3 separate regions of the Mus musculus genome follow, and regions 2 and 3 are each linked to region 1. Evidence: chromatin loops called from intact Hi-C (ENCODE). Cell type or tissue: heart. All regions are shown on one strand.

Region 1 (8,000 bases):
TGGCCACAGTAGTGAACAGAAATGTGTTCCAATCAACTCTGACATAATGACCTTTACTCCTATTGAATCAATTGCCATAGACGAATTCAAGGATCTAAATTTAGCACTAAATTACATGTATTTAAATGAATTTGTGAGTGGTCTGTTATTAGTTCCTTCACTGGATCTCACACAAGGCTAGGAGATCTGAGGTAAAGCATACAAATAGCAGACTTTTATCAAGTACAAGAGAATATCGCAGAATGTGACAAACCATGCTCCCAGAGAGGAAGTGGGCTGTTGTGTCCATGATCACAGTCTCCTTAGTAACTTCCATAAGATGCCGTAGCATCCATGAGGCCCCAGTTCCCTCACTGATGTCTGATCTTCAGATGGACATACCAGTCTAACTAGATCAATAGGACACAAAAGCCAGCGCTATTAGAATGTTCGCACAATCTCCTTTGAAGGAGATGCTAGGAAGGGATGTTCCCTCTCCTCCTCTGCCTCCCCAGAAAGGAGGGAAGTACTGTAGAAAGGTAGGCTCTATTCCAACAGTGGAAGACGAAGACCCAGATAGGAAAAGAGAGAATGAAGAGAGCCACTGAACAATAGGGACTTTAAAGGCCATAGGAAGACGAGACATTCCTCTTATACCCCAATGGACCAGAAGAAACAGATTTAGGCTCTGACCAACATCCCAAATAAAAACTGGGGAGAGAAAGCAGAAAAGTTGCATCTTAGAGAAAGATGGACAGGCCCAAAGTTGGCCGGGACCGAACTAGGGAGCAGGAATTCTGGGAAGGAAAAGAAAAGAATAGTAGCCTTTAAAGGGATAATTATTCTACCTCCTTCTGTTTTTTTTGTTTTTGTTTTTGTTTTTGTTTTTGTTTTAAGAATGACTTGAGGTGAGTCTACCTTCCTGGGGTGGTCCTGCCTTTTTTAGAAGAGCAGTGGTGACCTGACCCAACTGAACTATCTGGTCTCTACCACAGCCAGAGAGTTGGCGTCCCTTTGATCTGGAGGGGGTCTAGTTTCCCCTGAATAGACACTTACTACTGTTGGGTTACCTCCACTTTAATATACTGTATACTGAGTATCACTAAGAACAACATAAAACTCTGCATTACAGTCCATGTTTAAAGAACTCCGCAGATCTGAGGAACGGGGATTGCAGGAAGTCAACCTTTCTGTAGACGCAGTTGTTTGATGAAAAACTTTCGAGAAAACAAATGATGCAATTTACAGAGTAGCCGGAGTCCCTGCCAAAGTCCCTTCTTGCTTGGAGAGAACTGGGCTAGGCCTCCACAGGACGAGGCCGTGATAGAGATGTGACTCGCCACTGTCAACACCAAGCTGTGGAGTGAAGAGTGACTTGGAGAGGAAAGAGTCACCATCTCTGAACTGAGCCAGCACATGGTCCTCGAGAGCCAGAAGGAGGAGCCGGAGAGACAAGCTAACGTGCAGAGGATGTGCCAGCTGTCCAGACTGGATACTCTCTGGAGTAGCAAAAACCAAAGGGTTTCTTATAGCTCTTATCAACTACAAAGAAGGCTAGAAGGTAGCTGGGTTTAAGTCAACAAGCTTCTCAATTAAGCACGTATCGTGGCGCGAAGCAGATCACCGCACCTCGGGGACTCAGCATCCCCAAGGATATGTGGTATAGTCCTCCTAAGAGCCAGCACATGAACCGGCTCAGGGGGCACACGCCTTTAATCCCAGCACTCGGGAAACCAAGGCAGGCAGATCTCTGGAATTCGAGGCCAGCCTGGTCTACAGAGCCGAGTTCCAGGACAGCCAGGGTTACACAGGGAAACCCTGTCTGGAGAGGGGGAAAAGCCAGAGACATGAGATTTTCTATGTAAAACTCCAAAGAAACAGAGCCACGTAGTCAACACTGGTCAAATAAGCAGCTACGCCCTACAGAGAACACAGCAGCCTCTCTAGGGCAAGGAAGAGCCTTCAGATCCTATAGCAAGTGTTGTCGGGGTTGGGCTGGGGAGTAAGTGGGGGGGGGTGCTAATACTAAGGATTATCACCTCTACCTCTTTGAAGGAGGAGGCAGAGACTTTGAAAGCAACTGACTTTAGACATTGAAAATGAATACTGCCAGCCTTAAGACTTTCGGGATCCAGGGCACTGAGCTGAGGTGCCACTAAGGAGGCTTATGGCAAGTGGCAGGCAGAGAATTTTGACAGAGTACACTTAGTAACAATTACGGGGGGGGGGGGAACCCTTTCATGTTTGTACCCAGATGCAAGCAAATATCCTCACTAAACTGCTCTTATGTTAATGTTTGCACTTCCTGAACACAAGGAGAAGTGCCCCTCCACAGAGGTTTCCAGGGAAGCAACAGAAGGGACAGGGTGGCAGCTGTGATAAGGTTGTGGTGTTTGAAGGTTACGGTAAGTCTCCATCGAAGGCCAGATATATTGTAGAACAACGGCTGAGTTGAGAAGGGTGGAGCCCCAGAGTCCATCTCAGAAAAGAAATCATTCTCTTGAGCGACTCTAGTTGTCACAAAGGCTGTTGCGAAAGCAGTTGCGCTCTCGATGTAGTTTCTGGCTCCTCTGACGGCTGTCCTTATACTTGTGTGAGTTAAACGCAGACACAAATGTAGCCAAATTCAGACTGGGGACGGAGAGTCAGAACAACTGTTGTGTGGTGACACTTGGGAGCCAGTCCCTGGCTTTTTTTTTTTTTTCTTCCCTTTCTATTAAAAAAAAAAAAACAGTTAGCAAAAGTTCTTTGGCTTAGCAAACCAGATAGAGCATGCAACATTTGAGCCCCAATGCATGACATAAGAAGATGCCCATTTTCATTCAGACTCTGAAATCTCAGGATAAGGAATGAAATGTCAAATAATTTCACACATCTATAGTTTGCTATGCAGCCTTTCCCAGAGACCTCTGCTTCCAGACGAACAGACAAGGGGATTTCCGGCAACCGACACTTGGGTAGAAGGGTCAGTGCCACATCTTTAGGTAACTGTGGTCAGAGGTAAAGATTGCTCCTTCCACAGCTCTGATCCAAAACTTCCTTTCCCCCGGGGGTCTGAGAAGCAGCAGCGCCAGACAGTCTCAGCATTCCTGACATTCCCTAAGGGCTGAGGCAACTCTAACCCTGGCCGCTCCTCAGGCACCTGAGGGACTGGACCACTAGCTCTTCCGTGGGGAGCTGAGTGCAAGGACAGGAGAAAGCCCTAAAGGCAACGCAGAGGAGGGTTAGAAAGTTCAATAAACGATCCTGGTCTAACCAGCAACCCGGGCTCCTATGCTCAGGCCGCAGTGACTCACCTAAGCATGGAAAGAGCTGGAAGGAAGCTGAAAGCCCTTAAGTCCATCCTGAATAAAGATTTTTAGCTAGAATAACTTGGGGGGGGGGGGGGCGGAGCGCGCGTGCGCACACATGAACGCAGGCATGTATGCCTGCCTGCCTGCCTGCCTGTGTGTCCTGTGCGTGGAGTAGGCTCACTGAATCTCTTCAGATTCCCTGTGCTGAACAATCCTTACTAACTTTCCTTGTTCCCTGCTACTCTGTCAACCTTCCTGTCCCTTTGTCTTTCCCCATACACGATCTGGAAGCTTGCTAAGGTAAATGGGAGAACTGGAAGGGTTTTTTTTTTAATTCATTAAAACTGCACACAGCCACTAGAGGGCAGTGCTGATACGAGTCTCTCCAGATTTCCTCTCTCTTCAAACTCAGGCTGGCCCATCCGCACATCCTGTAACAGGATGTTTCTGAACTCTTCCTTCAATTCTCTGCGTAAATAAACAACCCAGGCTGGATACACCCAGACTCACATCCCAGTAAACCCGCGAATCACGCAGGTCCAAATTCCTGGTAACCTACAATCTTGCCTAATTTTATAACATACCACAATCAGAGCTGAAACTCGAACTCTGCCCGAGTTTTGGAATGCCTCTCAAAACGCTATCCGGAAGAGTTAAAAGAACTTTGCCAAGAAAAGGCACGTTAAGTGTTCTAGGGCAGCTTGGCTGTACATGATTCTGTTTTTATTTCTATAGTCAAGTTCTCAGTGTACGCTTTGGTCAAAAGCAGAGGAGCTCAGCTGGGCGAAATCTGTAAGATTAGTCATGTACACAAACAGAGGGACGGAGAGCCACGGATGTTTGTCTTGGCACTATGAGTATAAACTGGGGTCTGCTGAGTCTATCTCAGTGACTCAGTGGACCAAGAAAAGCAAAGATAAAAGCCGTGCGTTCCACGGGCAGAATTTCTTTTCCAAGTAGTTCAGCTTAGGGCTCAGGGATCTTGCACCTCCGCGTAGAAAGCAAGCCAGCATCTCACCACCCAGCCTTAAGCACTAGGGTAGCTGTCTCAGCCTGTGGGTCGCGACCCCCTTGACAAAGCTCTATCTCCAAAAATATTTACATTAGGATTCATAACAGTAGCAAAATTAGATTATGAAACAACAAAAGTAATTTTATGGATGGGGGTTCACCAGAACGTGAAAAACCACTGGAGGCTAACATGTGGCTGAAGACTAGGTAAAGCTGAAAGGGGCTTGACAAGGATACAGGGCTGGGCACAGCACTCTGGGCCCCCGGAGCTGGAGCTGTTCTTCTTCAGACACTCGTATTTACTGATACCAAGCTTATCTTTGGTTTCTCAGCAAAGGCAGATAAGGTGAGGGAAATATTTGTAGGCAGAGATTTCTGGAATTTCCCCACAGTGTTGAAATAGCCCCGAGAGTTCAAGAAGGCCATATTTGGACAATGATAAGTATGTTATTTTTTTTTTCTATCTTTTCTGTTTTCCCTGCTATATAATAACATTTAACCTCCTTCACACAAGGTCAGGGGTGCTGTCCCAAAACTGCCCCAAAGGCATCTCTTTTCCAAGGACAGGAGATCCAGGACCCTCCCAGGGTCATGAACATATATACTATGTTTCTAAAGGGAAAATGACCAACAGAGGCAGTGCTTACTGAAGTCAGACGGGGACTGTAACTCAGCAAACCTTCCTCATGAGGGAGAAGATGGGATAAACAATGGATTCCTAGCTGAAATCCTACAATTGTGGAGAGGTCTTCCAGGGCTGCACTGCACTTGGGGGAAGGGGGGGCAGGAGGAGAAAAGGGAGGAGAGAGAGAGGGAGAGGGAGGGAGGGAGGGGGGAAAGGAGAGGGAGGAGAGAGAAGAGGAGGGAGAGGGAGAGAGAACAGAAAAACAAAGATGGAAGTGTGTGCCATTAGGAGGCTCTGAAAGATTACTCCTGACGCAGCAAAACCTGAGGTAAAATGTTGACAAAGGGCGGAGGTGGAGACTCCACCCTCGTTCACCTGCTCCTGACCTCTGAGGCACTGTCAGCAAGACATCATCCATGAGTCTTTTTCTTTTACAGATGTTTTATCTACAGGATGGTGCGCCCCAGGAAATCAAGAAACAACCACCTCTCCTCTCTCCCATCACCTTACAAACCCAAGACCTGGCACACTGGGAAAAATAAAAACAGAACCGGGCAAGAGATTCTCAACGGTCCGTGAACTCCCGGTAGGAACTTGGCTAAATAGAGTTGTTTCGGGTACATGACAACTTGGCCTCTTCTGTGTTCTCCTGAATGTATAATTGATGTGGCCCATCTGTTTCCAGTAAAGGAACTTTTGTTTTGCTTTTTGTTGTTGTTGTTGTTTCTCCGCTACTTTCAGGCAGAACGAATGGCTTTCTCATTAGGCAGTGTTCACGGGCTCTTAGAAGACGCATTTAGAACAGAAAGCCCCCTCCCCCTTCCCACCCCAACACCACTTAGACTGCCAGCTGACTTGAGACTCTTCCTTCTCATTCCATGCTGGTTATATGAGAAATCCTGCTGGTCTCCGTGCAGGGAGCTTCCCAGGTGAGACTACTAAATACCCCGGGATGGGACAGTGTAGTTATTACAATCCCGTGGTACTCTCGTGGATGTGTGGGTTGGCAGCTGCCAGCCCCTGTCGTTCCGGGGCTTAGAGAAGGGAAATAACAAGGAACATCTTCTTGGGTCTCCAAGCTCACTCTGCAGGTATTTGCTGAGCATGCCTCTGGCATCCGAGTTTAATAATGATTAGAATCTAGCATAGCAAAAGAAAGCCAGGCTGTGTTCTTCCCAGTACAAGGAAACACACCACCAACAAAAACTTGAGTAATGGTGATTTCACATGCACAGAGGAGAAGGAGGTAGGAAGGGAGGAAGGGAAGAAGGAAGGGAGGAAGGAAGGAAGGAAGGAAGGAAGGAAGGAAGGAAGGAAGGAAGGAAAAAAGGAAGGTATTGGTGAAGTTGGAAAACAACTGAGAACCCTTCCTGATCTACTGAGGTAAAATGTCAGGAAATTCCTCAGAAAGCTATAGAGTCACCATATAGCAATCCCACCCATAAATGAATGCCTACGAGAACCAGAGCATGACTATTATCTAGTAACTAGTGCATGGCTATTCAAAGAAATGTTTCTCAGCCCCAACGTTGAAGTAACCCCAAAGTACTACCTACCAACTGATAAAGAAAAATGTGCTTCTTATGTATGGTGGCATGGGTTAACCCAAGAACATGCCTAGTGAAAAAGTCGCAGTGCGCTGGCTATTCCTGGTTGACACCTTGACTACATCTGGAGTGAACTACAATCCAGAAATGGAGGGCACACCTATGAACCAGACCTTGAGGCTGGAAGACACAAGTTTCTGACCTGGATCTTGGCATGGAGATCTTGAGGCACTGTGACCATGAAAAGTTTAGACCCAGACAAGGTAGTGCATGCCTTTAATCCCAGGAGACTAAGGCAAGGAGATCTCAGAGTTCAAGGTCAGCCTGGGACAAAGCAAGTCCCAGATCCAGGCGTGGTGGTACACACCTTACTCTGTGCCACACCTTCTGCCGGTGGCCTACATAAGGACTCTGGAAGAAGCAATGTTCACTCTTCTTCGACTGCTTGCGCTTACATGCCAGCACATCTGTTGGAACCTACTTCTACAGAAGACCAGCTGAAACAACTAGCCTCATGGGACTGAGCCACTACTGGATTCTTGGACTTCCCATTCACAGCTGCCCATTGTTGCGTTAGTTGGACTGCAGACTGTAAGTCATTACAATAAATTCCCTTAATAGAGAGAGGCATTCCATAAGTTCTGTGACTCTAGAGAACCCTGACTAAGAAGTGGGTACCAGGATTGGTTCTAGAGAAGCAGAAATCTAAAGATGAATCTTTTAAGATTCTGGAGTTGGTTTAATAACTTTCCAGCACCTTTAGCTACTGAAACTTCTCCAGCTACTCTTGCTCCTGGGAGCTCAGAGAGTATGGAGGGACCGTGGTGAGAACTGTATTTCAAACTTAAAGAAGCAAATACCTTTGATGATCTTGATCAATCAATTGTGACTGGTAATGAATTAGGTGACCCAGTATAAGAAGTTTTCTATAATTTGGGGGAAAATAAGATAAATGATTATGTCGAAAAGCCAAAAGAAGAAAGAGAGAGAGAGAGAGAAATGATTTTGCTGGCTTGTTGCTCTTAGTATCTCTGGACAACTTGATAAAGGAAGAGAATGAGCTATATGATAAGAATGTATTGGCCCCAGATGCACATAAACACTCTAAAGGTTTTTAAGTGTGCCCTTGAAGGGAATCTTCTCTCCAGCAGCCATAGAGCTCATGTTGCAGAAAATCAAACAGAAGCCCTTGTTATAAGGTTGGTTGAATTACAGCAAAAAGTCAAGTCTCAGCCGCAGAGAATGACAGCAGTTAAAGGAAGGGCATTAATTGGCAAAGAATTAATGGGATCCTATAACTTGAGATGGGGACATGTGGGAAGACCCTATTGAAGCTGAGAACTTTGAATCCTCAGATTCTCAAGGGTTTACCCCACCGGAGGAAATTGTTCCCCTCAGCCCCACCCCTTGAAATAATACCTTTTTTACATGAGAAAATTAATAAATTAATCCTTCATTGTCTGATAAACCAGCAGTGACTTTCTCAGAGGAAAATGCCAGACAAGACAATACTGATGTTCCTCAAGGCCCACCAATAGTTTCTTC
Region 2 (8,000 bases), 140 kb after region 1:
ACTTGGGAGGCAGAGGCAGGCGGATTTCTGAGTTCGAGGCCAGCCTGGTCTACAAAGTGAGTTCCAGGACAGCCAGGGCTATACAGAGAAACCCTGTCTCAAAAAACCAAAAAACCAAAAAAAAAAAAAAAAAAGAAAGAAAGAAAGAAAGAAAGATTTTACATTTATGCATTCTGATTTCCAGAAGGAAAACATGAAAAATGAACAAACAAACAAAACTTCTTCTGCACAAACACCCCGCTTGCATCTAGATAGCTAAAGGTGACCCCAAGAAACCAGAGAGAAACTGCCAGTCTCCTCTCTTGTGAGGATGTGCAGAGACAAACATACAAAGAAAACCCCAGACATTCCTGTAAATCTCACTGAATTTTCCCAAGAGACGATCTTACATGTAGAAGATATCTGGAAGAGAGAAATCTAAACTAAATTAAATGTCAAAGTTAGGTAAAGTATGTCACAGACAGAAAATGGAGGATTGCAGACACATTAAGTAGTGGCGGGGATGGGCAGGAGTGGGGGTGGTATGGGGGGGGGGGCAATGGGGGTGAAGGAGGAGGAGGAGGGGCTGTGAGAAGGAAATGGGCCAAGCCCTCTACACAACATCTAAATTCTCTACATTCTGTTCAAAATTCTGCTGTAGGATCAAATCTACCAGCCTGGAATCTCGTTTAGAGAACTCACTAAAGCCCTGGCTGAGACGTGGCGCTTCCAGGAGGCTGTGAGGCAGCTGCACATTACAACAAGGCTAGGGAGAGAGGCAGCAAGGCTAGGGAGAGAGGAGACAGGAAACATGATGTAACCAAAGCTGCAGAAAGCGAACAGTGAAAGAGGAGAAAGCAGGGAGCAGTGGGAAGAACCAGAATCCTGTATATCTGGGCTGCAGAGATGGCTTAGTGGTTAAGAGCACCGACTGTTCTTCCAGGGGTCCTGAGTTCAATTCCCAGCAACCACATGGTAGCTCACAACCATCTGTGATGGGATCCGATGCCCTCTTCTGGTGTGTCTGAAGACAGCTACAGTGTACCCAAATGAATAAATAAATCTTTTAAAAGATATATCTGGAAAGGAAGAAAACAAAAACCAGTTTCCAGACCCCAAACCAAACCAACCAACCATAAAGCTCAGAGAAGCAGAAAGACAATGGAGACCAGAAGAGGACCCAGGCTGAGCCCCATTTCCCAGTGAGAGAGGATGGCGGTCAAAGCCAAAACTACAAGGTAAACCTGGAGAACGCGGCAGCCTTGGTGGTAACGCTATCAAAGCACAAGGAACCGAGCCCCCCATCAGTCCAATAAACAAAAACCTCAATAGGTAGATGAAATAATAAGGAGGAGTTAATACAAGGTTCAAGGTTGATTCATGTAGTCATAAAGAGAAAAATAAATTATGATCATACCATTAAGGACCACATTTAAGAGACCAAACCTACAATGCAAATTTCTGTTACAGAAAAAAAAAAAAAAGGAATTTAAAATACAGACTAAAGGCCTGGAAAATGTACTCACTAAGGTTACGGTCCCCTAATCTCTCAGCTCTAAGGAAAATAAAGGACGATCAAGCGGCAAGAGGCATGTAGAGCAGAAGGTCGGCACGACCAGAAGACTCACCTCCACACATCATCTAATGCTAAATGTGAAGCATGAAGAATGGAAGCTGGCGACAGCAGAGACCAGCCAGCTATGGGCTCAGCGCTCAGTCTCCACATTAGCCCGAAGGTGGGTCCCTCGCACCCTTTACAGTCCTCTTCTCTGGTGCTTAAACTTCTCACTAGTCTACTTCTAACCCTTGCTCTCTCTGTGGCTGTATCTTGTGACTGTCTTCCATTGGGCCACCATGGTATAGTGTCATTGGCTACTGACGTGTGTGTGTGTGTGTGTGTGTGTGTGTGTGTGTGTGGTTTCTTGTTTCCAACTCCCTAGCATGGCGTCCTCTCAAGACGGTGCCTGCCAAGTTACTTAGAAAGGCACTTATCATAACAGAAATAGACATCACTGCAAGAATACAGGAGGACATGGAGTCATGTATCTTAAGCCCAGAAAGAAAATAATTATTGGTGAAGATGAGTATATACAACATTAATCCTCAAAATAAAAGAGAAATAAAGACTGCCCATGTTAAGCATAGACCAAAAGAATTACAACCATTAAACCAGCATCGTAGAAGATACTTAAAACTGCACGTAGTAGCGGTAAAAATATGTACACAACCCAAATACAACAGCAGAGAAAAACCAAAGAGCCAGATGTGGCAGGGCGCGCGCCTTTAATCTCAGCACTCGGGAAGGAGAGGCAGGGGGAGCTCTAGGAGTTGGAGGCCAACTTGGTCTACACAGGGAGCTTCAGTCCTGCCATGGTTACGTAGATAGCGAGACCCTGTCTCAAAGGAAGACAGAAAGAAAGGCATCACATTACACAATAAACCTCACTAGAGAATAAGCAGACAGGGAACAGGAGACACTCAAATATTGCTAGTTCAGTAAGGCAGCAGGTCTGCGAGATGAACACATACCCCAGAAAGCACAGAGTGGGAGCGGAGAACCAATTCCTGAAAGAAGATGTTCTCTGACCTCCACAAGTGGATGTGTGTGTCTATGTGCATGAGTACTCCATATATATATATATCCGCATATCTGGGTCGGCTCGGTGGCATGCAGCCTGCCTGGCAGTCTGATGGAAGTCTTGGGTTTGATTCCCCAGGCTGCACATGGAAACAAAATCCTAAGAGCACACTCTGTATATGACAGTATGTGACATTCCTGAAATGACATGGCTGAAATGTAACAAATGAGTGATTCCCAGCGATAAGAGAATGCATAGAGAAAGAGGGAAATTCAGTGACTTGTGTGGGGTGGGGCTGTCTGTGTCTTGATTGTAGTCATCTTGCCCTGGGCTGCACGGTACCATGGGAGCAAACCAGAGCGATGCTGCCTGGGATTCTGCTGTGTTCCTTTCTGTCTCTGTGTCTGTCTGTCTGTCTGTCTCTCTGTGTCTCTCTGTCTCTCTGTCTCTCTCTCTCTCTCTCTCTTTCTTTCTTTCTTTCCTTCCTTCCTTCTCTTTCTTTCTTTCTTTCTTTCTTTCTTTCTTTCTTTCTTTCTTTCTTTCTTTCTTTCTTTCTCTCTCTGTTTCTCTCTGTCTCTCCAACATGTGACTGTAGAATTTCCTGAAAATAAAAAGTTTAGGGCTGGTGAGATGGCTCAGTGGGTAAGAGCACCCGACTGCTCTTCCGAAGGTCCGGAGTTCAAATCCCAGCAACCACATGGTGGCTCACAACCATCTGTAATGAGATCTGATTTCCTCTTCTGGAGTGTCTGAAGACAGCTACAGTGTACTTACATATAATAAATAAATAAATCTTTTAAAAAAAGTTTAGTTACAAGAAGTTTAGTTACAGAAGGTCTGAGTTCTGGTCAATGTCTAGGTGATTTATAGAAAGATATTTGTCCCTGTGTCTTGGAATTGGGCAAGAAAAGTTGGAAAGGGCTTAAACTCTAAGACCTAGTGCTACAGACTTAAACATGAAAGAGTCCTGGAACAGACAGCTCTCAGTAATCTTATGCTTCATTGGTCTCTAAATTACTATTATTATTGATTTGGCTGTAATTTGGTTTTTGAAATATGTTTTCCAGATATTGTCAGTGAGCATTATTTTTTTCTTTCTGTTTTCACTTTAATATTTACTCATTTTAATTAAAATTTTTGTGTGTTTTTGTATAGAGGTGTTCAGCATACATGTATGTCTGTATAACCTATTGTCCATGGAAACCAGAAGAAGAGGGCATTGGATTTTTTGGACTGGAGTTACAGACGGTTGCAAGCCACTGTCTTATGGGTGCTGGAAATCGTAATTGGGCCCTTGAAAGAGCAGCTAGTGCCATGCACTGCTGAGCCAGCTCTCCAGCACCTAATTTTTGAAAATATATATTTTAAATTAAAATATATCACTTCTCTCTTAGATTTTCTCCCTCCAACCCCTCCCAGTTGGAGGCTTCTTTTAATGACTGTTATATGTGTGTGTGTGTGTGTATATATACACACACACACACACATATATACACACACATATATGTCACATACTTATATATACATATACACATATGTACATGTATACACACAAACACATATATACACATATACACACATACACACATACATACACACACATACACACACACACATAAATGCGACTTGCTGGCTCTGTTTTTGTCTGTGTGTATATGTTCCCTGTTCTTCCAGGATCCAGCCCCATTTCCCTTCCTTATGCCATGTTTTCTTCTGACTCCATCTTACAATTCCGAAGCCTTCTGTAGGCTTCAGCAACAAAAGGTTTTGGTGTTTGTTTGTTTGTTTGTTTGTTTGTTTTTGTTTTTGTTTTTTTACTTAAGGGATTTAAAATCAACTCCTCTGATCCCAGTCTGTCATTTTTATTAACCAAGAAACAAAGAAAAGTGAATGCTGTGATTGATGGAGGATGCTGAGGCCCCGGGTTGTGGGTTCAGGATCAGAGCAAACGCACTTCATCCTCAGGCCCAGGCCCGTGGGTTCTCTCTTTTCCCTACTAGTCACAGTGTTTTATATTTTTATTGCTTTCCCAAGATTTTCAACCGTTAAGTATCTCCTTAAGTATCTAGTAATTTGCCAGAGCAGCACTCTTGACCGGTTGTGTCAGGCATATTATTATCCAATCTTAGTTGTCAGATGCGTGGAAAGTGTGGACTGGAACACGGTTTTTTTCTTTTTTCTTTTCAAGACAGGGTTTCTCTGTATATAGCCCTGGCTGTCCTATCCTCGAACTCAGAAATTCGCCTGCCTCTGCCTCCCAAGTGCTGAGATTAAAGGCGTGCGCCACCACCGCCCGGCTGGAACACGGATTTTTAACAGGTGGATACTGTGTGTGTGCGCGTGCGTGTGCGTGTGCGCGCGCAAGGAGCGTCTTTAAAAACTATAGTTTAACGCAGAGGCTGAAAAGGCCTGTTGGCGCCACCTTGTGGCGGGACTGAGAGCTATGCCCAGCAGTAATCTCTATATAATCAGGTCCTTATCATTTCCCTTTCACGGTGTTGGAGGTTTAAAAAAAAAAAAACAATACTTTTCTCTAATAAAGAGAAAGAGACTGACTGTTGGTTTAGCCACATCTTTATCTCTTTTCATTAAAATATTTCTTCTTGTCAGAAAAACAAAATAATTTCGCATACACAGAGCCTATGAGATGGCTCAGTAGATTAAACAATGCTTGCTGTACGTGTGACCTATGTTTGATATCTGGAACATGCATAAATATAGACAGAGAAAACAGATCCCACAAGGCTGTCTTCTGAACCTCCACACAAATGTGTCACCCGTCCTTCCCAACACACACACACACACACACCCCAATACACAAAACAAAAAAAAAGTTTTTTTTTTTTTAAAAACTGTATTTAAACCAAAATTATTTGTTACACTCAATTCTTAAACCAGACTAGCAAGCTCTTCCCTAGTACAATTCTGTATGGTTTCTGTAAAAATTAATCGCCAAGTTCCATGTGCTTAAAACTACCATCGTGTGTTGTTTTGTTTTGTTTTGTTTTTTTAAGAATAATTCACCTCTTTGATCTTGATTTTCTTACTGAATCAGTCACTATTCTGTGAAAGAATATTTGTGGTTATATTGTTTCCCTAATATGAAAATATCTGCAATTAGAATTAAGTGCGTAATTTAGTCCTTAGGAGGTTCTTAACTGTTTGAAGTTCCTTATGTAAGTGCATTTCTCTCAGTGAAGCAACCCTTGTCCTAACATCAAAGAAACGATCTGACCAGAGCAAACCTTTCACTCCCGCTTCTGAACACCTAAATACTCAATTACGTGCACACCCGCACCATCTGACGGCCGTGTTTCTCTCCTGAGGGGTCATGAAGGGTGTGAATCATAAAATGATTTGTTTGCTCAGGGTGTTATTAACTGTAGAAACTGCTGGACTTCTGAAGCGGCCCACTCATCAAGGCTCTTTCCCGAACGATTATGACAGCAATGACTAAGTACGCAAGTGCACAAGGGTGCAGACAGGGAAGGACAAGCTGTTGATCAGTCTATGCAGGGAACAGACAAGCTACAGAAAATGGCGTTTTGTTTTGTTTTGTTTTTCAAGACAGGGTTTCTCTGTATAGTCCTGGCTGTCCTGGAACTCACTTTGTAGACCAGGCTGGCCTGGAACTCAGAAATCTGCTTTTAATCCCAGCCCTCATGAGCGGAGGCATAGGGATCGATGCAAGTTGGAGGCCAGCTTGATCTACAGAGAAAGTTCCAGGACAGTCAAAGCTACACGGAAAAGCCCTGCCTTGAAAAACCAACCAACCAACCAATCAACCAACCAAAAACCAAAATACAGTCACAGAGAGGCATGCAGCAAATGACAGGAGGACAGAGAAAGGGGTCAGGAAAACAAGACACCATTATGGCCAAACAGAAGGTCTGGGGTGATGCTTGAACAGGTTGCACGAGCTTGGCTAAGCAAGAACTGGAAAATTACTTCAAGGGTCTAGTTAAACATTTCAACCCAGAGCTGATGACTAGGGTTTGATCTCTGAACCCACACTGGAGAGAGAACCGAGACTCTTGAAAGGTGTCCTCGGAATGCCACGCCCATGCCGAGCAAGCCTTGCCCCACCCTCATGTAAATCAATGGATAGCTGTGCTTCCAGTTGCTCCTCCCTTGTTTTGTTGTTCTTGTTTTGTTTGTTTGTTTTTGAGTCTCTCTCTCTCTCTCTCTCTCTCTCTCTCTCTCTCTCTCTCTCTTCCCCCCCCCCCCCCGCCACTATGTCTCACGATGTCATCCTGACAGTTCTGAAGCTCTCTATGTATCCCACGCTGACTTTCATCTGACAGCCGCCATCTGCTTTTGTCTTCCCAGTGTGGGAGTCAAAGTCAGGCACACAGTCACATGGCCGGCTCGTGCCTGAACTTTTAAACAATCAGCTAGAGGTGTGTTTTTCAGATTGGTGGGTCAAGAGTTACTATAAACACTTACGGATACAGCTCATGTCCAGTGGGGGTGGGATCAGAGACGAGATCGATGTGTACCACCCGTCATTCACGTCAGGAATATTAAGCTCTTCATGAAAATCTTCACCAAACGGCTTGAAGACCTGCCGGATCGGACAATTGAAACAACCTTCAGGATGGCTTTTGTTTTCGTTTTGCTTTTGTGAGACAGAGTCTCTCTAAATAGCCCTGGCTGTTCTGGAACTCACTTTGTAGACCAGGCTGTCCTCGAACTCCGAAATCTGCCTGCCTCTGCCTCCTCAGTGCTGAGATTAACGGTGTGCACCAACAAGCCAGGCTAGCCTCAGCATGCTTTTGTTCAACGTTCAAGAGACTAGAGGGCAGAAAGGGGGTTTGGGAGGAAATACACCTGATTTTCTGTTGATTTCTTGAAGCTTCAGTAAGGTGGACACCGTTCATCCCTGGCCGTTTTGGGTTTCCCTTAGGAGCTGGGGAGCCAGTCCAGGCCCGGTGCATGCTGGGCAAGCGCCGTTCGCTGTAGCTAGCCCGCTTCGTGGCGGATGTCTTGATGCCTTCAGCTTACAAGTTCCATGTCTTCCGCTGTAAAGTGGTGATGATCTCTGGTCTTTGAGAGAATTAAACCATATGCTGTGCACAGGGCGTTTACCAATGCCTGCCTGCCCGCCAGAAGGTTCCAAGTCCCTTTTTTCTTGATGATTCAACCTACCAGACATGCTTAGCGAAGCAACCAGCCCGGGCCTCAGACTTCGGTTTCCTAAGTTGCATAGACTTGCTTTAGCAAAAAAAGCCACAAGTGTTTTTTTTTTTTTTTTTTTTTTCTTTCCAAACAGCTTTCATACATAAAATTCCTAATACCCAGAGAATCTATTATTATGCCTAATTATAACAAGTCGATTTTGTGCCAGTCGTACATATTTTTAAAATCTAATAATTACAGGACAGTGAAGCTCATTGTTCCATTTCAACTGGAACTTGCGAATTTTCTTAGTTTGGGGCCAAC
Region 3 (8,000 bases), 280 kb after region 1:
GCTGATTAACAAAGATGTGCAATTTTTAAAATAGGTTATATACCAAAAACCTAAGGATGATCCCATTTATGATAATCACATACTCATATTAACGTGAGTTTACTAGACTAGCTTGAAGAGGTAGAATGTTTAGCACTAAACATCTATTTTTTTCTATGCTGTTTTAATTACCTATAGCTTCTTCTCATGTCTAAGATAAATGCAGTGAGCTTAGACGTTTTAATGTGAAAAATGATGGCTGAAAAGATTAAGTTGTAATAGGCATTTTTAAAGGAAAAGACAGAAGCTACATTTTTGTTTAGACTTCCCAATGTACTTTGGAAGGATACAGAAACACGTCTTCTCTTTAAAAATGTTAAGAAAATATAGCATCCAAATCTGGGTACACAAGCATCAAAACTTTGTTTAGGAACAAAAACATATACGCAAATATTCAAACTGTCAGGTGCAACAGTGACTTGTTGCATGGAAAACCTAGGACACAGATAAGAGAGTATAGTAGATTCATTATACATTCTGAAACAATCTACATCCAGTGGGGGAAACTGTGCTAAGAGTTAACTAAACTCTGAGGGCCTCTTTATGATCCTGTTCTAATTTAAAATAAGCTTAGTAGTCTGCACCACAAGACAGAACGCATGCCTGGCTTCACTAACAGGTCCAGGAATCCATGGATGGATATCAGGACACAGGCCGCAGGGAAGAACCCAATATTATTATCCTGCTAAATGGAAATAGAATTAAACAACTCCCTAAGTTCTTATCTCTTCAACTCTTTGTTTTGCAATGATGGCAATCAATCTAGAAACCCACTAGTCAAGTGCAGGGATAAGAGGCTATGGTAGGACATCTCTATCAGACTTCCTCCTCCCAAGGCTCAGAAGAGAGAAAGCAGTGCTTTCATGACCTGATAGGACGGCTGCCCACAAGAACTCACGGAAGCTACCTACATGCATACTGGCAGCACTAAGTGGGCTTGGTGGATTTAGCAAACAAAATACATGAACTTGGGATGGGACAGGGATAGCAGGATGAGAGAAGCAGGGAGGAGGGTAGGGGGTGCATTTGACCAAAACACCTTATGTGCATGTATAAAATTCTCAAGCAGTAACAATTTTAAAATAAGTTTTGTAGAAAATATGTAGTTACTGATACCATTATTATCACAATCTAATTCACCAGATACAACTTCAAATGATCAACATTTTACAATGTAACTTTCGTGACTATGCTTCACTACAGAGGATATGCATAAAAATGTTCTAGAACTGATGCCCCACAAGTTCAATAAATGTTTCTAAGTACAGATGTTTCCCTCTAAAACAATTTTGAAGGATATATGTGTGTGCATATGTAATTTCAACATAAGAGTGATTTGTAAATGTGTATGTAAACATGTGTATTAGTTTGTGAAGAAATAAGAAGGCATAAATTCACACCTCATCAAATTCAATCTCCTTTTATTATCAAATACTGCAGAAAGTTAACAGTTTGTGCAATCTTAAATTCTTTTAGGAGACTGTGTTAAACCAAAGAGCAATCAGGTCAATATGAAGTAATATTCAAGCTAAGGCTTTCTATTAGGTAAGACTCTGTCCACTGACTCTCGCTTTCTCAAGCACACAACACATGTAAATAGATTAAAAAGGTGACAGCTGAGAGAGAAATGCTTTCACTGCTTTGCATGGTTTCTAGTGAATGTCATTTCAGAAATGCCTATATGACACATGACAACGTGGAATGTCTCCACCCATGAAAGAACATTTGAGTCAGCCAAGCATGGAGGGCAGTAATACAGAAGCGAAGCCTGCCTTTTTATGGCTAGCCAGCTCAACAATGAAAAGATAAGCACCCAAAATACTAGTGAGGTCAGAAAATTCTGGCATATGAGGATCCATAATGAAAACATTCAGAAAAGACTCTGTAATTAGAACCACTACAATGTATATATTACTTTTATTGCTATGCTACCAAGAAATCCTTTCCTAAATGAATACAAAAGATTTGTTAAAAGATACTCATTTTTAAAATAGATGACATCAACTTGACAAACTCCACGTGTATTGGTGATCAGTGGTATATTCCACTCCTAAAGTAAATCTAAAGTACAGATATTGCACTGTGATAATGGATACTTAAACATAAGTTGTTGGTATGTGCTTTTCTGACACTTTTTTTTAGACAAGAGCTCACACTGTAGCTCCAACTGTAATGGAACACACTATGTAGACCAGACTAGCCCTCAAACTCACAGAGCTGGGCCTGCTTCTGCTTCCCAAGTGCTGGGATTAAAGGTGTATGTCACTATACCTTGCCTCTGATACATTTTTAATGCTGTAAATCTTGATAGAGTTGTCAACACAACTTATCAGTTCATTTTCTTTGAACTCTGTTAAAATTACAATATTCAGTTTTTTTTTTTAAATTAAGACACTGCACCTACTGAAATAAAATTCAAAGAAAAATTAAGAGAAAGAATCAATTCAGAAAACGATGTTAAGGAATTTTCTATTCTGTCTGAAGATAAGATATACTTCTAATAGCAGGTAGTCTATAAATGCTAAACATATGGTATAGAATGTACAGAGAATCAGTGTTCTTCAGTGGTCAAAACTTCACACTCTGTGCTTTGAGCAGTGCCTTAATAAAAATAATCTGGGAAACACTTCCCAGAGGATAACAACAAGCACAAAGACTTATGGAAACATGTAAATATGGAACCAATGGTTCCCAATGTCTTTCACCAACCAACCTCTGAATCCCTTTAGATAAGCTTCTTCTTGTTTCCTATTATGTATCCAAGAGACGCAGTGCCTAAACTCGGATATAGAATGCCACCATCTGTACTCTACCATGCCCTACTAAAAGCGGGACACGGGGCAGTGTTATGGGCTCTGCTCATCCTTAGCTGCAACTGTACCTTCACCAAAGCACAAAGAGCATCTGTCGCCAATCTTGATAATTTTATAGACTGGCATGGGAATCTCAACTGCCCTTTATTTTGATGCTACCTCCTTACTTTATGAAATGCTACCAGATGATCAAACTACTTGTTTTAAATGTGCTGATGGAGCAAAACAAAAATACAGATTTTGTTCTTTTAGTGACTGAGATAAATATGTTCATATAAATAAGAGAATCAATTATGAGCCATAAGTAAATCACATTTTACATTTTTATCAAAATGAAAAAATCCTTTCATCTTTTTCAAATTAAGACCAGAATTATAACTCAGTTACACTTTGTAATTCATGGAATGAAAATACAGCTTAATATTCTTGTTAATAAGAGGCTCCCAACTAGAGTCAAGAATGATCAACAACTTACAAGCTCATTTTACCAGCTCAGAAAACACTTTAGATAATATTATTAGTATTTTGATTGCTCTGTTTACAAATATCAATGATCATTGTACACAAAACAAATTGAATTACTTATGCTGCACAGTGTTGACAAGTTGAGATTATTTGTTCTTCTGAACCAGGACCTCACTATGTAGTCCTGAAACTCAGAGATCCACCTGCCTCTGCCTCCCAGAGGGCTAAGGTTAAAGATAGGCCTGCGTCCATGCCCAGCTGAGATCGTCTTCTTTAACATTTCAAATATGAGCTTCCTATAGTTTATAGCCAAGCACCGAATGTGCACTTAGGTATAAAAATCACAGTAAATAAATACATAGCAAATGTAGTGATATAAACTGTCCCTAGTAGAAAAATGAAAATGAAAGCTAGATTCTATATTCTGAAAAAAAAAGGAATATTTTTGTAGTAATTTCCTTTGTAAATAAAACAAAACAAAATCAAGTATGCTTTATTTAATGGTCAGAAAAAAATCTTAGCACTTCGTAAAATTTAGGATAATTTTGAATTCTAGAATAATTTAAACATATTACTATTGGATTTTAATTATCATAAAAAAATCTCAAGTATTAGTTAAAACAAAAATAGATTAAGAAAAAAATCTGTTCGTGCTTTTTCATTTAGCTGATTGACAGGGAAAATCCTCAAATAGTAATCATCAATACAATCACCAAAATATTTAAAATTGCTTTTCTTCTTCAGGCTTAAGTTAGGGTACCAGGCACGGTGGCATGCCATTACTCGCAGCACTCAGGAGGCAGAAACAGGAGAATCTCTGAGTTTGAGGCCAGCCTTATCTACATGGTGAGCTCCAGGGCAGCTAGGACTACATAAAAGGCTGTGGGCTGGGGACCGAAGCTAACGCTTGGGCTCTGCACGCAGACTGCTTTAGAACTGCCATTCACTGTAATTCACTGTGATTGTGGAAAGCGATCCTTTCAGAAGAAAGGTATAAGAAAAGATGGCTATGTGTAAACAGACTCCAAAGCAACGAAAGCAGCACCTTTAGGACGTGCCAGGAAATAACACTCTATAGTAGGAATAAGATGTCCGTATGCCTAATAAAGGTTTCTAAAAGCCATTTATTCAGAATCCTTTAGATTTTGAAACATGTTTTCTCTTACTGACCAGAGCATGGGAAACACGGGAAGAGAAGGATGGCCCACGTTTCCTGTGGGCGACCCAGTGCTGCTTCTACCTGGCTCTGAGAAAATGCTCAGTCACAGCTTGCAATCACACTGAAGCTAAAGCTCATGAAAGACAGTCTTGGTTATGACACTTCAAAGTCAGACCACAGAAGTGCTGCCAGGAAGCACGGGGCCAGCAAGTGCAGGGAAGCCGATCTATCTAAGCATTGCAGTGCAGTGCTCTGCAGAGCAGCACACCCCATATATGGCTACACTACCAATTTATTGTGAAGGAAGGGACCAGTGTGGCCTTGGAGATTTGTTTAATAAATTTAAAAATGGATTCTGGGTGATTTCAATAAAAAGTTCTTCTATGAGCCATTATTAGCATGAAGTATCACAGCTTTTCTAAAGGAAAGGTATACAGAAAAACAATTTCATGTACATTTTTAACACTAAGTTTAATACTTTTATAATTAATCTAATAGGTACTTCTAAAACTGTAACATCTAATGACAAAAATAAAAGAGGTAAAAGTTAAAAACTGAAAATGCATTCAGTTTAAAAAAGACTGCTCATAGATAGCACTTGAATTATTCTGCAACAAGGAACTCGAAATCAACTGCTTTTGATGTCTAATGCTTTGCTTCTTAAGGAAAAACTACACTACACTATTCCTACATTTTACAAAGAGGCTTTCAATGAGTCCCTTACAAGTTTATGCAACTTTTATTTAAGAGCACAATGATTTAATATTAAGCTTATCTGCAAGTCTGTCTAGTTGGAAACGGGGTGGGGGGTATTACTGTAAAATTACAAAAGAACACTGACCATTTAACCTTGGATTTCACTACAGAATCTACCTCAGGTTCTTATGAAGTTGTTAACTGAATGCATTTTCTAGCACTTAACCAAAACTAGACGCGGATTTAGGACTTTTTAATAGAAGGGGACGCTACTTAGAAATACTTTACCAATTAAAAGAAATGTACTTAACATCTACTTCCAAGTTTTTCATTTGTTTCATAAAAAGACAGGTTCTATAATATTGGACCAGTATTCTAAATATCTGGACGTGCAGTCTTCAAATATGTATACAAATAACCATGAAACTTATTTATAAAAAGGAAATAAAACAATTCAGTAAAAATGTTAGTGTGTCAGGACCCCCTGGAGACATAAATATATAGGAGGATGGTCCTGGCTCTTCTAGTTTGGAATGTGAGCTTCTAGACACTATTAGAAGTGTTTTTAAACAAGGCCGGCCGGAGCATGAGTACGCTGAGTACTGAGAACCCAGAGGAGCGCAGTCTCGCTACCTCAGCTATACAGGTTCAAAGCGGTTGGCAGTTGGATGGAACCTTACAGGAAACTGAGCTGGTAAAGAAAGTAAGGGTATTTTAGTGGAGGGAAAGAAACAACTAAAAGCATAGAAATAGAAAAGTAAAGATCTAGATTCAACGTCACCAATCCCACAGCCATGAAGCATAAGCTAATGACGGGGAGTTTTAAACCTACACTGAGGAGAGGCACAACACAGGAGTGCTAAGATCTTTCTAAAATCCATACGCATCTCAGACTGAAACATACATGCATGCATACATGCACATAGAAAGATGGAAAGACAAATTGTTAGTATAATGCCAGGATAAAAATATAACTGCTTGGAACAGGTTGATAATCAAAGTAGCAAAGAAAAGAAGTAATACAAAGGTAGTCCTGAAGAAAAGCCAGGCGTCTGAGTGGACATACATTCACAGGGACAGTGAGTGAAGGAACTGAAATCCTTAACTTCATCTTGACATTGACAACATTATTAACAGAATAGAGGGGTCAATGAAAAGACAGTGCTCAGTATCTCTACTGAGTTTGAGTTGGAACTGTAGGGTGAAATTCATGATGGTTTAAAACTAAAGCTGAATATTACAATGACATAAAAAGATTCTATTCATTCTCAAGACAAGAAAAACAGTTAATAGACGATTAAAAAAGATTATGAAACTCAGTTACAATTACAAAAAAAATTTCTGAACAGTAAAGATTCCTTAAAGAAATGTTTTGTGAAAACAAAGAAGCTTTAACCTATAGCCACAGGGACTACATCTGCACATACACCACTACTTAAAGATATATACTTTTAGCTAAAGATTACATTATATCATTATAATACATTTTAAATTAGTAAGTTGGTTGCTGTAGAAGAATGGGAATTGAAAATTGACTTGAAAACCATTGGCACGGAGGAAAAAGTTAAGACTGTATATAAAAAAGCTAAACTCCAACATGCCACTCTTGCATTTTAGGCATGCCAGTAAGGACCAGCCAAAGGCATTCTATCCATAACCCTACAAATCTTGACAGTGTTTACACAGCATGCTAAAATGCAGGCATAATCACATGCTATAAGTAAAAGTCTACCGGTGAGTAACTGCCAACTAGCAAAACTGAAATAGCCCTCCAGACCTTAGGTTTAGAAAGTCAGAGAGCGGCCCGGTATCCTACACTTGGAAGAGGAGGAAGAGCAGTCTGGAGACCAAGACCCACGTTTGCTTTCTCTCCATATGGATGGCATTTCTATGTGGGAGGGATGAAGAGCAGAAGCTGGGAAGTAGTTTCACTAACCAACTAACCAACAACCCTTTAAGTACAGACCACCTGCGTTTCAAATGTAAGGAAAATAGCAGGGTGCTAAGTGGGATGTGAAGGACCAAAGCTTTTGACCTGTGAACCAGAGGCTATTCTACCCAACAAAAGGTGAGTGAATAAATATGTAAACAGACTAAAGAAAAATTAGACTGGTAAAAGACTTTCGATATTTTGTGATCTTTTGACAGAATTAAAATATTTAAGGACCAGTCACCAAGTCAGTCTTTTTATTGTCAGCTAAAGAAGACAAGTGCTGATTGTCACTGGAGAGACTCTGAAAAGCTTAAGATCCCATGAAGAGGAGCACAGGGGTTCCACTTCTCACATCTCACTAACTGGTGTGTCCCTAATTCGCTCAAAGTGAAGTCCTTACCTTCACAGTCATAATGGAAAACAAGTATGAGAAAAGGAGAGCAATACAGAAAACACAAACATTTCAATGCTGCCTTTGTTTGTTTTGTTTTCCTGAGACAGGGTTTCTCTGTATAGACCTGGCTACTGGAACTCACTCTGTAGATCTAGCTGGCCTCTGTCTCCTAAGTGTTGGGATTAAAGGCATGCGCCACCACTGCCCGGCTCAATGCTGCGTTTTAAAAATCAGTTACTTAACATAGATTGGTGTTTTGCCTGCATGTATGTTTTTGAGGGTATTGGATCCTCTGCAACTGGAGTTACAGGACAGTTGTGAGCTGCCATGTGGGTACTGGGAATTGAACTTAGGACCTCTCCAAGGACAGCCACTGCTCTTGACCACTAAGCAATCTCTCCAGCCCCACAATGCTTCATCTTTTAGGGACTTTGGCTTCTTTGATTTAAGGAACGTGCTCCACACCAACTGCAAATAAAAATGCTTTATACAAATGGCATA

Evidence for each region. Peaks named below come from ENCODE experiments on the same cell type or tissue, not always from the same donor. Only the 100,000 strongest peaks of a DNase experiment are listed, where the experiment ranks them.
Region 2: a loop joins it to region 1, with 7 times the contacts of the local background. A loop is called at or near these places in 35 of 42 quality-filtered maps.
Region 3: it touches region 1 in a loop (3-fold over the local background); 6 of 42 quality-filtered maps call a loop at or near these places.

Annotation. Positions count from the first base shown.
Region 1 is chr10:108,441,935-108,449,934 of GRCm38, reverse strand. All of the region lies in intron 1 of Gm36283 (predicted gene, 36283), which reads right to left. It overlaps Gm36440 (a long non-coding RNA gene), which reads left to right and starts at 5,129. Exons shown (of 2, transcript XR_380772.2): 1 at 5,129-5,236; 2 at 5,346-5,617. In heart, a CTCF peak has its summit at 3,635 (motif pointing right); DNase peaks (open chromatin) are centred at 1,314, 3,104, 3,734, 4,134 and 2 weaker places; H3K4me3 peaks cover 2,499 bases; H3K27ac peaks cover 5,025 bases.
Region 2 is chr10:108,297,964-108,305,963 of GRCm38, reverse strand. No RefSeq gene overlaps it. Among named protein-coding and RNA genes, the nearest start is that of Pawr, 30 kb to the left of the region's middle. In heart, a CTCF peak has its summit at 4,990 (motif pointing left); a DNase peak (open chromatin) is centred at 4,913; H3K4me3 peaks cover 344 bases.
Region 3 is chr10:108,164,707-108,172,706 of GRCm38, reverse strand. The region is part of intron 1 of Ppp1r12a (protein phosphatase 1, regulatory subunit 12A); the gene reads right to left. Among named protein-coding and RNA genes, the nearest start is that of Ppp1r12a, 6.6 kb to the right of the region's middle. In heart, no CTCF peak of the experiment used is centred here; a DNase peak (open chromatin) is centred at 4,656; H3K4me3 peaks cover 1,118 bases; H3K27ac peaks cover 2,051 bases.